2 separate regions of the Homo sapiens genome follow, and region 1 is linked to region 2. A link is a loop called in an ENCODE intact Hi-C map of the cell type or tissue named here. Cell type or tissue: GM12878. All regions are shown on one strand. Each heading gives the region's core, and the rest is flanking DNA. Links, peaks and the distances in the headings are about the cores only. Region 1 overlaps SLC46A3 (solute carrier family 46 member 3). Region 2 overlaps PAN3 (poly(A) specific ribonuclease subunit PAN3).

Evidence for each region. Hi-C counts contacts between places; a loop is a spot of excess contacts. Peaks named below come from ENCODE experiments on the same cell type or tissue, not always from the same donor. Only the 100,000 strongest peaks of a DNase experiment are listed, where the experiment ranks them.
Region 1: a loop joins it to region 2, with 4 times the contacts of the local background. A loop is called at or near these places in 1 of 110 quality-filtered maps.

Annotation. Positions count from the first base shown.
Region 1 is chr13:28,705,836-28,711,225 of GRCh38, reverse strand. SLC46A3 (solute carrier family 46 member 3) reads left to right here. Exons shown (of 6, transcript NM_181785.4): 4 at 383-466. LOC124903143 (a long non-coding RNA gene) reads right to left here. Exons shown (of 3, transcript XR_007063738.1): 3 at 3,594-4,629. Among named protein-coding and RNA genes, the nearest start is that of SLC46A3, 10 kb to the left of the region's middle. In GM12878, for the core only: no CTCF peak of the experiment used is centred there; a DNase peak (open chromatin) is centred at 3,035; H3K4me3 peaks cover 622 bases; H3K27ac peaks cover 1,184 bases.
Region 2 is chr13:28,266,526-28,271,915 of GRCh38, reverse strand. PAN3 (poly(A) specific ribonuclease subunit PAN3) reads right to left here. Exons shown (of 19, transcript NM_175854.8): 10 at 5,040-5,201; 11 at 4,705-4,821; 12 at 4,515-4,616; 13 at 1,050-1,215. Among named protein-coding and RNA genes, the nearest start is that of PAN3-AS1, 130 kb to the right of the region's middle. In GM12878, for the core only: no CTCF peak of the experiment used is centred there; a DNase peak (open chromatin) is centred at 3,005; H3K27ac peaks cover 1,111 bases.

The DNA of each region.
Region 1 (5,390 bases), core at 270-5,269, 440 kb before region 2:
CTCGAACTCCCGAACTCAGGTGATCTGCCCTCCTCGGCCTCCCAAAGTGCTGGGATTACAGGTGTGAGCCACTGCGCCCGGCCAGCAGATCAGTCTTAATCGGCAGATTATATAAATAGATCTAGACCTAAAAATTACATGAACTCTTGTTCTCTGTACTGGAATAAGAATTCTAGAGTAAAGTAACCTTAAACTGACCTGTCCATAGTCTACTTTAATTCATCAAACAGAGTTCTACAATTAATTAATTCAATTTTTAGATACAATGAGTTAGGATGCTTGTAGAAAAGGAAGTATTTAGACAGAGTGAAAGTGTTTCCTATTTTAAATTGGCCATTAGCTTTCAGAATCAGCCAGTGATTTTGAATCCTTTCTCTCACAGCCAGGGTGCCGTTCCTTTTCACTATTGTGCCATTCTCTGTTCTACGGTCCATGTTGTCAAAAGTGGTTCGTTCGACTGAACAAGGTGAGTTTAATTTGCTTAAGAAATATGAATCTACCATCTTTACAAACTCAAATCTGTGTACAATCAATGTTTAATGCTTCAGAATATTCTACAGCCCTTTTTATGCACGGATCTCCTTTTGAATAAAGTGGTAAGCTCTGTGAGGGAAAGGCTTACACTCTTGCAAGGGAGCCCCTGCCTAGGGCCTTGTACTTTAGAGAGCTCCCTCGGCTCTGGGCCGTGCCCCGCCCTAAGAAGAAAGGAGCTCTCAGGGCCAAGTGGGAGATGCCCACTGGGAGCTCACCACATCTCCTTCCTTCTAGACTGAACTCTGCCCACCTGGGTCCCTGCAATTCCCAGCCCAGTTCTGGGCTTATGTCCAGTAAGGGCCTGGATGATCCTCTTCCTCAGCCACCTTCTCCTGAGGGTGGACTGTGCCCAGTGTGCTCACCTGTAGACCAAGGAAGGAGCCAAGGGGCGACTCCTTCTAAAGGGTGTGGCTGGACTTTGGAATCACAGGGTGGGGCTGTTCCACACCCTGTAATGACCCTTTCTGAGCAGGGTGGTGCAAGGGGTAGAGCAGAATGGGGGTGGGCTCCAGCTGGGCACCAAGGGCTGAGGGCCAGTTCACCCTGGGCTACCCTGTTCCTACGTGGAATTCTGAAAACGTCTGAGAATCCTAAGTGTGTGCGGGTCTCCTAGATCATTCATTACAAAGGGATATTTTTCACAGTAGGAAGGCATAATATATTTTAGTTAACAGTTTGTTGGCCAGATTTCAAATAACTGACCACTTTTAAATCCTAAGAATATAATATATAGGCCTCTGATAATGTTCTTACACTGGCCCCTACAACTGTCACAGCTGGGCCTGACTCAGAGTCCTGGCAGAAAACGGGGCCCCACTCAGCTGGTTCAATCAAGAAACTTTCATGAAGGCCATTATAGAGAGTGGGCATTGTCGAGGCAGCCAGAGAGATGCCCCAGATAGGAAGCAGAGAAGAAACACCATAACCTTTCTCCCCCATCATCCTTTTAACCAAGTGCAGCAGGAACTCGGGCCAGCAAGAAAGTCCAAGTCATATAATTTGTGGGGTCAGCCTCCAAAGCACAGAGCAGGGTACACAAAGTCAAACAGTTGAAGGGGCAGGCAGAGAATAACCAGGATGCAGCAAAGACAAAAATTAAATTTCCATTGAGAACTAGTTACTAGTTAGATATCAGGCATATGGGCTTGTCCTCCTTCCCTTTTGTATCATATGAATCTTATTAGACATTGGCACTTTCTTTAATGTCATATGTTAGCCCGGTGCTGTGAATGTACTTATTTGATTTATGAATAATTCATAATTATGCTGTTGTATTTTTACCAGTTTAGTCAATACTGGAGAAGGCTACATAATTCAATAAATTAAAAATATATTTCTTCTTTTACTTTCTCTCTTTTTTTTTTTTTTTGAGACGGAGTTTCACTCTTGCTGCCCAGGCTGGAGTGCAATGGTGTGATCTCGGCTCACTGCAACCTCTGCCTCCTGGGTTCAAGCAATTCTCCTGCCTCAGCCTCCCAAGTAGCTGGAATTACAGGCTCCTGCCACCATGCCTGGCTAATTTTTGTGTTTTTAGCAGAGACAGGGTTTCACCATGTTGGCCAGGCTGGTCTCAAACTCCTGACCTCAGGTAATCAGCCCGCCTCAGCCTCCCAAAGTGCTGGGATTATAGGCGTGACCCACCGCACCCGGCCTCTTATTTTTCACTCATAAGATGTAGCTATATATTCACACATCTGTTTATAGATGATGTGATGATGATTGCTTTGAAAACCAATAACAAATGGAAAAATTTATATAAACTATGTAAAAATCTATCTGCTTCTTTGGACTATGCAATAGTTTCTTAGATATGACACCAAAAGCACAAGAACAAAGGAAAAATTGATAGATTAGACTTCATCCAAAAACTTCATTCAAAGTTTGTCCTTTGAAAAATTTTTATGTTTCAAAGGACAACATCAAGAAAGTGAGGCCAGGCGCAGTGGCTCACATGTGCAATCCCAGCACTTTGGGAGGCCAAAGCGGGTGGATGACCCGAGGTTAGGAGTTTGAGACCAGCCTGACCAACATGGTGAAACCCCGTCTCTACTAAAAATACAAAAAAAAAAAAAAAAAAGAAAAGAAAAAGAAAGAAAGTGAAATGACAACCGACAACCCACAGAATGGGAGAAGATATTTGCAAATTATATTTGTCTGAGCAGGAACTCGTATCCAGCATATTTAAGAACTCTTAAAATTCAACAACAAAAAGACAACTCAATTTAAAAATGGGCAAAGGATTTGAATAGAAGATATACAAGTGACCAATATGCGCATGAAAATGCTGGATATCATTAGCCATCAGGGAAATGCAAAGCAAAACCACAGAGTGGGCTGGGGTGGCCAAAATAAAATAGGCCATAGCAAGTGTTGATGAGGATGTGGAGAAATTGGAGCCCTCATACACTGCGAGTGGGAACATAAAATGGTGCAGCAGCTGTACAAAGCAGTTTGGCAGTTCCTCAGAAAGTTAGTTGCCTTATGACTCAGCAATCCCTCCCCTACTTACATACCATGAGAAGTGAAAGCATATGTCCACATAAAATCTTGTTCATGGCAGCATTATTCATAATAGCCAAAAAGTGAAACCTATGCAAATGTTCATGAACTGACAAATGGGTAAACAAAATGTGGTTTATCCATCCAGCAAACTGCTCTTCTGCAATAAAAAGAAATATCGTTCTGTTACATGCCATAACATGGATGAACTATGAAATGATTATGCCAAATTTAAGAAGCTAGTCACAAAAGGCCACATATTGTCATTTAAATATGATTCTGTTTACGTGAAATGTGCAGAATAGGCAAATCCATAGAGACAGAAATTTGATTAGGGCTTGACTGGGGCTGGGGAAGGGGAATGACTACTTATGGGTATACAGTTTCTTTTCGGGGTGATGAAAATGTTCCACAGATAGTGGTGATGGTTGCACAAATCTGCAACATACTAAGAACCACTGAATTGCAGACTTTAAAAGGGTGAGGTTTGTGGGATGTTAATTATATCCCAATAAAGCTATTGGGAAAAAAAATTTACCTGCTTTGACTTAGAGCTAAAATAGAGCTGTCAAGAGGTATAGTTTATTTTTGTTTATATTTGGTTTAGTTTATAAAGGCTTTTTAAAATTTTTTTTATTATACTTTAAGTTTTAGGGTACATGTGCACAACGTGCAGGTTTGTTACATATGTATACATGTGCCATGTTGGTGTGCCGCACCCATTAACTCGTCATTTAGCATTAGGTATATCTCCTAATGCTATCCCTCCCCCCTCCTCCCTCCCCCCACTCCACGACAGGCCCCGGTGTGTGATGTTCCCCTTCCTGTGTCCAAGTGTTCTCATTGTTCAATTCCCACCTGTGAGTGAGAACATGTGGTGTTTGGTTTTTTGCTCTTGCGATGGTTTGCTGAGAATGATGGTTTCCAGCTTCATCCATGTCCCTACGAAGGACATGAACTCATCCTTTTGTATGGCTGCATAGTATTCCATGGTGTATATGTGCCACATTTTCTCAATCCAGTCTATCATTGATGGACATTTGGGTTGGTTCCAAGTCTTTGCTATTGTGAACAGTGCCACAATAAACATACGTGTGCATGTGCCTTTATAGCAGCATGTTTTATAATCCTTTGGGTATATACCCAGTAATGGGATTGCTGGGTCAAATGGTATTTCTAGTTCTAGATCCTTGAGGAATCACCACACTGTCTTCCACAATGGTTGAACTAGTTTACAGTCCCACCAACAGTGTAAAAGTGTTCCTATTTCTCCACATCCTCTCTAGCACCTGTTGTTTCCTAACTTTTTAATGATCGCCATTCTAACTGGTGTGAGATGGTATCTCATTGTGGTTTTGATTTGCATTTCTCTGATGGCCAGTGATGATGAGCATTTTTTCATGTGTCTGTTGGCTGCATAAATGTCTTCTTTTGAGAAGTGTCTGTTCATATCCTTATAAAGGCTTTTAAAAAGTCATCTCCGCCAGGTGCAGTGGCTCACATCTGTAATCCCAGCACTTTGGGAGGCCGAGGTGGGAGGATCACTTGAGACCAGGAGTTCAAAAGCAGTGTGGGCAACAGAGGGAGGCTCTATCTCTACGAAAAATAAACATAAAAATAAAAAAGTCATATCATACTGTTAAATATAGTAATATTTTAAAATGTTTACATTTTGGCATTTCTTATTTTGAATTACGGTAACTGTGAATTGTGACTTCATTATTCTAGGATACTTACTTTGTTCTTAACTGCAAACTAAACAATCTTTTGGATGATGTCAACATTTCTATAACTAAATGTATTCGCATCCTTCATTATTATTTAAATTGGCCATTTTGTGAAAATATTAGGCACTTTAAATAATCAGAGGAGTGGGGAAATACTGCCGAAGTTTTCAGTTGGCTCTCATTATTTCTATTATCTTAAATAAGAAAGGTAAGAAAGTGGAATTCTGGTAATTATTTTGCAATCTCTGCGCTCTGCACCACTGTGAACTCATAGCTGAAGCTGCCTTGGACTATTTTACCTGGGCATCACCCATATACTCCTTGTTATTATAAATTGGGAGACAGTAAAACAGACTTGATTTTTGAGGTCTATTGCATTAAAAAAAAACAGAATTTAGAAGATGAACTCAGTTGTACTTATCCTTTAATCCTGTTTTATCTCTGGCAACTATTAAACAAGTCGAACTGCTCAGAGAAGTTGGGCAATAAGCTAAAGCTACTTCATAATAGTATGGTTCCATCAGAACAGATGGTGCAGTGTCTGACCTATTTCCCATCAAGAATAGATTAAAACTCTTACATAATAGAACTAGTACTGTGCAGTCTGTTTTCCATAGCACTATTCCTGGC
Region 2 (5,390 bases), core at 80-5,079:
GAAAAGTAACATTTCCCAAAATATTAGGAAGGATCTCAGAATTGAGTTTAACTTCCATCCTACCCCACACCACCTCCACCAACCACCATTTTAGAAATGGTAAAATTAAGGCTCAGAGATATCAAGTGATATACCTACAGCTGTAAAAGTCAGAAACTGAGAAAGCCAGAACTATAACTCACATCTCTTGACTAACAGGTCAGTGTCCTTTTCACCATTCCAAGCTGTTTATTAGTCATTCATAAAAGAGAACTAGTTAGCTTTCTAACACTTGCAAAAGATGTACCAGACACTGTTCTAAGCATTTTACATGACTCATTCAAATCCCTCAATAACTTTATGAGGGGTACCTCATAAATAAGCAGAATGGAGTTAGTAGTACACTTGTCTAATAAGGTTGTCAAAACACAATTTGAAGAAGTAACTTGTTCAACGGCATATCGACAGTAAACTATCAAAGCCAGGATATGAACTTAAATAACTTGGTACCAGATCTTCAGCTCTTTATGTTATGCAGCCCAAGACAATCACAAAATTACAGCAACTCAAAACTCAGGTGAAGACAAGACTGATAACTGTACCAGTTGTTCTCAAAGCATGTGACTCAACAGCAGCAATGGCAACACCTAGAAACTTGTTAAATATGCAAATACTTAGGCCCCAATGCAGACTTATGAATGAAAATCTCTGGGGGTAGGGCCCAGCAAGCTGTGTTTTGTAAGTCCTCCAGGTGATTCTGATTCATGCTAGAATTTGTGAACCATGGTGCTACATAGAAAAGTTGTATTGATATTATTTTTATATTCCCCTAACCCTAACCACATATACTTCCCTAACCTTTCCCAAGATTTTTGGTTAATAACCAGGCATTTTATTCAGAGTTCAACTTTTTTTTTTTCTTTAAAAAGCTTACAAATGAATTCAAAGTTACAGAAGTTCTTCTGGATGGAATATATGAAAAGGCAGAATTAAAACAATCATGTTTTGTTTACTAAGCTGTCAAAGGTAAGACGCTCAATAAAAGAAACCAAAACTCAAAATGCTAGTACCTTGTTTTGCCAGTTATCAGAATCTTTGTTGGATCCATAACTCGACATGCCAAACCTGCTGTATGAATGGTACGCAATGCAGAACTTAGTTGGACAATATATGCCCAAATAAGAGATTCTGGCAATAATCCAGCATGCTGCCTGGGCAATGGTCCCTCGTGCTGACCTATACAGCAAAGAAATCCAAAAAATGACATCTTAAGTAATCAACTAAAAGACTAAAGCATTAACATCAAAATTAGCAAAGACAATTCATGTACACTCATGGCACAACATGTCAATTTATATATGTGTGTGTATGTATGTGTGTAATTTAAGTTTAGTCTATTGCCCAAAGATTCCTGTCCGAGATTATGCCTTTTATATTGATACCAGCAATAGGGCTCTCACTGAAATGCTCTTTTCTGTAACCACTTAATTATTGAATAAAAATTACTTAAAGTAAGAATTTATATGTAATTGTTAACCAAATAAATATAAAAACAGAAACCGTAGAGGTTTTTCTACTTAAAATGTGGCTGGCTAATCCTACCCTGTATTATTGTTTAGGCATGTGAGAGCTGTTCATTGTGTGGCTTGATGGAAATAAAAGTCTCTACCATCACTTATGTTGAATGTTTGTTTTCCTTATATCACTCAGGCCCCTCTACCACAAAGGTGGATTCTATCAACTCATTAAGTGGTTTTTGATAATATTTTCTAGGTCATTGTTAATATGTTGTAAATCAGTAGAAAAGGAGACATATAAATTTAATCAAGATTTTGTAATTATTCCAAGGAATATGACCTTATATTCTTTTCTTTGTAGAGACACTTTTGCTACATTGCCCAGGCTGATCTCCAACTCCTGGGCTCAAATGATCTACCTGCCTCAGCCTCCCTAAGTGCTGAGATTGCAAGCATGAGTCCCTACACCCTGCTGATCTTATATTCATATTGTTGTAAAACAACCTTTTGTGAATCAGTTATAAAAAGCAACATAATTAAATGGTTAATTATGTACTTATAATAAATAGCAAATATGTACTTATGGCTTGGAATAAAATTTCTGGTAAGCAGCACATACAAAATTAAAAATAATTATCTCTCAATTTGGACAGAACAGAAGATAATATACTCTGGAAATATGTGTAAGAAGGCTCAAAAAAATGGGACCGGTAACAAATGCCAAGACAATGTGAAAAATGACTATGAACTGTTTAAATGAAACTATTTAATTAATGTAGTAATAAGGAAACAAGAGTTTTTGCAGCAAACATATAGTGCTTACTGTGTGCCAGACTCTGTTCTAGTTGTTTTACTGATATAGACTCATTCTGAATCTCGTATCAACTCCACATGGTATGCTATTCTTCTCATTTTCTAAATCAATATATTTCTTATACTTTGCTTTTTTTTTTCACTTGTGCTAAGATAATAAATTACATAGTGTAAGAAAATGGTAGGCTTTTATGCATGTATGGTATGGTTAGGGAAGTTACGACTACTCAAACAATATTTTAAACTATTAGAAAAAAGGACTACTTCCTATGAAAATATAAACATTAATATATTAATCAGTGAACACCAAAAACAGAATAATTATGATTAAAAAATTACTGGAAAAGAATGCTATAAAAGAGTGGTTCTCAAAAGAAACCACTCCAGCATTTGGCAACATCTGGAGATATTTCTGGCATTACAATAGGGGTAGAGGGGGATTGCTACTGGCATTCAGTAGGCAGAAGCCAGGCCCTTCAGTCAGAAGAGGCCACTATAAACATTCTGAAATGCATAAGACAGCCCCCACAAAAACTTAAGCAGTTGAGAAACACAGTTATAAATTAAAGCCAACAGTCATTTCACAGGTGTTACTACCAAAATAAATTTGAGCAACAACTATAGTCATCTATAAGAATAGTTGTACCACATCCCCTTCCACAAAATTATGCATGTGTCTACAGATGACATAGCAAAAGGAAAAAAATGACCACATTCTATGACCAGATTTTAAATGTGAAACAGCCATGTAACCACAACTTTCTTTTTTCAACTGTCAGGATGCAAAAAAAAAGAAGTAACAAGTAAACAGAAGTAATATATTTTTGTCTATAATTAGAGTCTTGAAAGGAGTTGTAATCTGAAAGATACTAGAATATGGACTCAAATCTTTCTCCCCTCCTCTTTAATTTTCAAGTCAAGAAAATCTTAAGATTAAAAAGCATAATAACGTGATGCTGCTTTCTTGCCCCCATAGACTGAGACCTTCCCTAAATACATAAATTAATGAATAGACATCTCAAAATGGATTTACTTTTCTCTGAAATCATTTACCCTTTAACACACATTTGTTAGAATTCAAGTATTCTGGTTGTTTGCAAAATCTCAATGATAAAACAATTCTTTAAGTATATATTAGAAAGGGACAAAGAAGAAAATATTTCATGTTTAAGGAAAAGTTACTTAAAATTCTATTTTGAAACCTTAGATTAAGTAACATGGAATCCAACCTTCAAACAAAAGCATTTGTTTAGGGAAATAATTACATAAAGAACAATATAGTCATAATAGGAATCATTAAATTATATTCAGAGAATATAAAAACTATGGGGAAAATACCTATAATAAAGAAAAGATGTAATATGATATAAAAGGTTAAAACAAAAAACAATGCAAAAGGAGACAAAAACAAAACAAAGCAAGATTGAAAAGAAATGTACTAAAAGATTCACAATGGTTGTACTTAGGCAGGGAAGCCAGAGAGACTATTTCTAAGCTATTGAATTTTCCAAGTCACCTTTATTAAGAAAGCATCATATTTTTAAAAGAAAAACATTTTAAAGAGAAAAACAATTTTAACACATTTCCAGTTAAATATCTGATATCTATGTGAGTCTTCAAAAATCTATCTTATCTTAGTAAATATGCAAAAGACATTATTTCCTAACTTCTTGACCATCATCTCCATTTCTTTGACATATTTCTTTTTAAAATGTGATATGGTTTGGCTGCGTCCCCACCCAAATCTCATTTTGAATTGTAACTCCCATAATTCCCACAGTGTTGTGGGAGGGAGCTGGTGGGAGATAACTGAATCATGGGGGTAATTTCCCCCATACTGTTCTCGTGGTAGTGAATAGGTCTCATGAGATCTGACAGTTTTACAGGGGGAAACCCCTTTTACTTGGCTCTCATTCACTTCTCTTGTCTGCCGCCATGTGAGACATGCCTTTCACCTTCTGCCATGATTGTGAGACCTCCCAAGCCACATGGAACTGTAAGTTCATTAAACCTCTCTCTTTTGTAAATTGCCCAGTCTCGGGTATGTCTTTATCAGGAACATGAAAACAACTAGTACAAAATGTAATAGAGTCTTTAAACTAAATGATTACAGGGAAAAATTATACGTATTTTAAAATAGAAAACTACTCTTCCACAGAGCAAAAGCATTAGTCAAAATATAGTTTGCCTGCATCTTTTTCTTACCCCACTTTCTCTTGGTGAAGTAGGCATCAGCATTAGGGTCATTAAAGTGTCTGCTCATCATAGTTTCTCCTCCAGCATGGAAATCATATGCAAACACAAGAGCTTAAAATAAAACACAAACACTCATTACTGAAAGCTGGCTTCAAATAATGAAGCTCACCAGCAGAAAGACAAATTACAAGTTACTCACAGGGCTCAGCAAATGCTTTAGTGGTAAATACTTCACGCAAAGTTACGATATTTGAGTGTTGAATTTTCTTCCACATGTCGACCAACACCATGCACTTTGTGTTAACAAGACGAAAACCTGGAAGACAATTTTTCTACTCCAGTAAACTCTAATTGACGTCTCCTTCATATTCCATCAGAAATGGAAAAAAATTGCCATATTTATACATTGCTCATGAGGTACTAATTTCCAAATAAAAATTTTTAATTCATATATTAAATAATATATTCAAGAAGGTTTGAATAATCTTAGCCTCAATGATACGATTATAAAAGAAGATAACTTATCTTCCTTACCATGTATCCTCCGAAGGCAATATGGCAGATCATCTTTGCTGTTTACAGCTTTGTAGCAAGATGTAATATATCCAAAATTACTTGATTTCTGTATCCGGTTGGGAGGTGGCAGTGGTTCTAGAGGGAATAGGCTATGGTAGCTGTCAACCTCTGTAGGAACTGCTAGAGTAATTCATAAGAAGATGACTTGAAAATACAGGCATTCATAAATCTTTCTCAAAAATACAGAAGACATGATATTTACTATAAACCCCTTGTGTATCACAATGTGCTCTTGTATTTTAGAATAGTGTAAACATTTATTACAATTCCATAAGACAAACTAGCTTCAGTATCAATAAAAATAGGCAT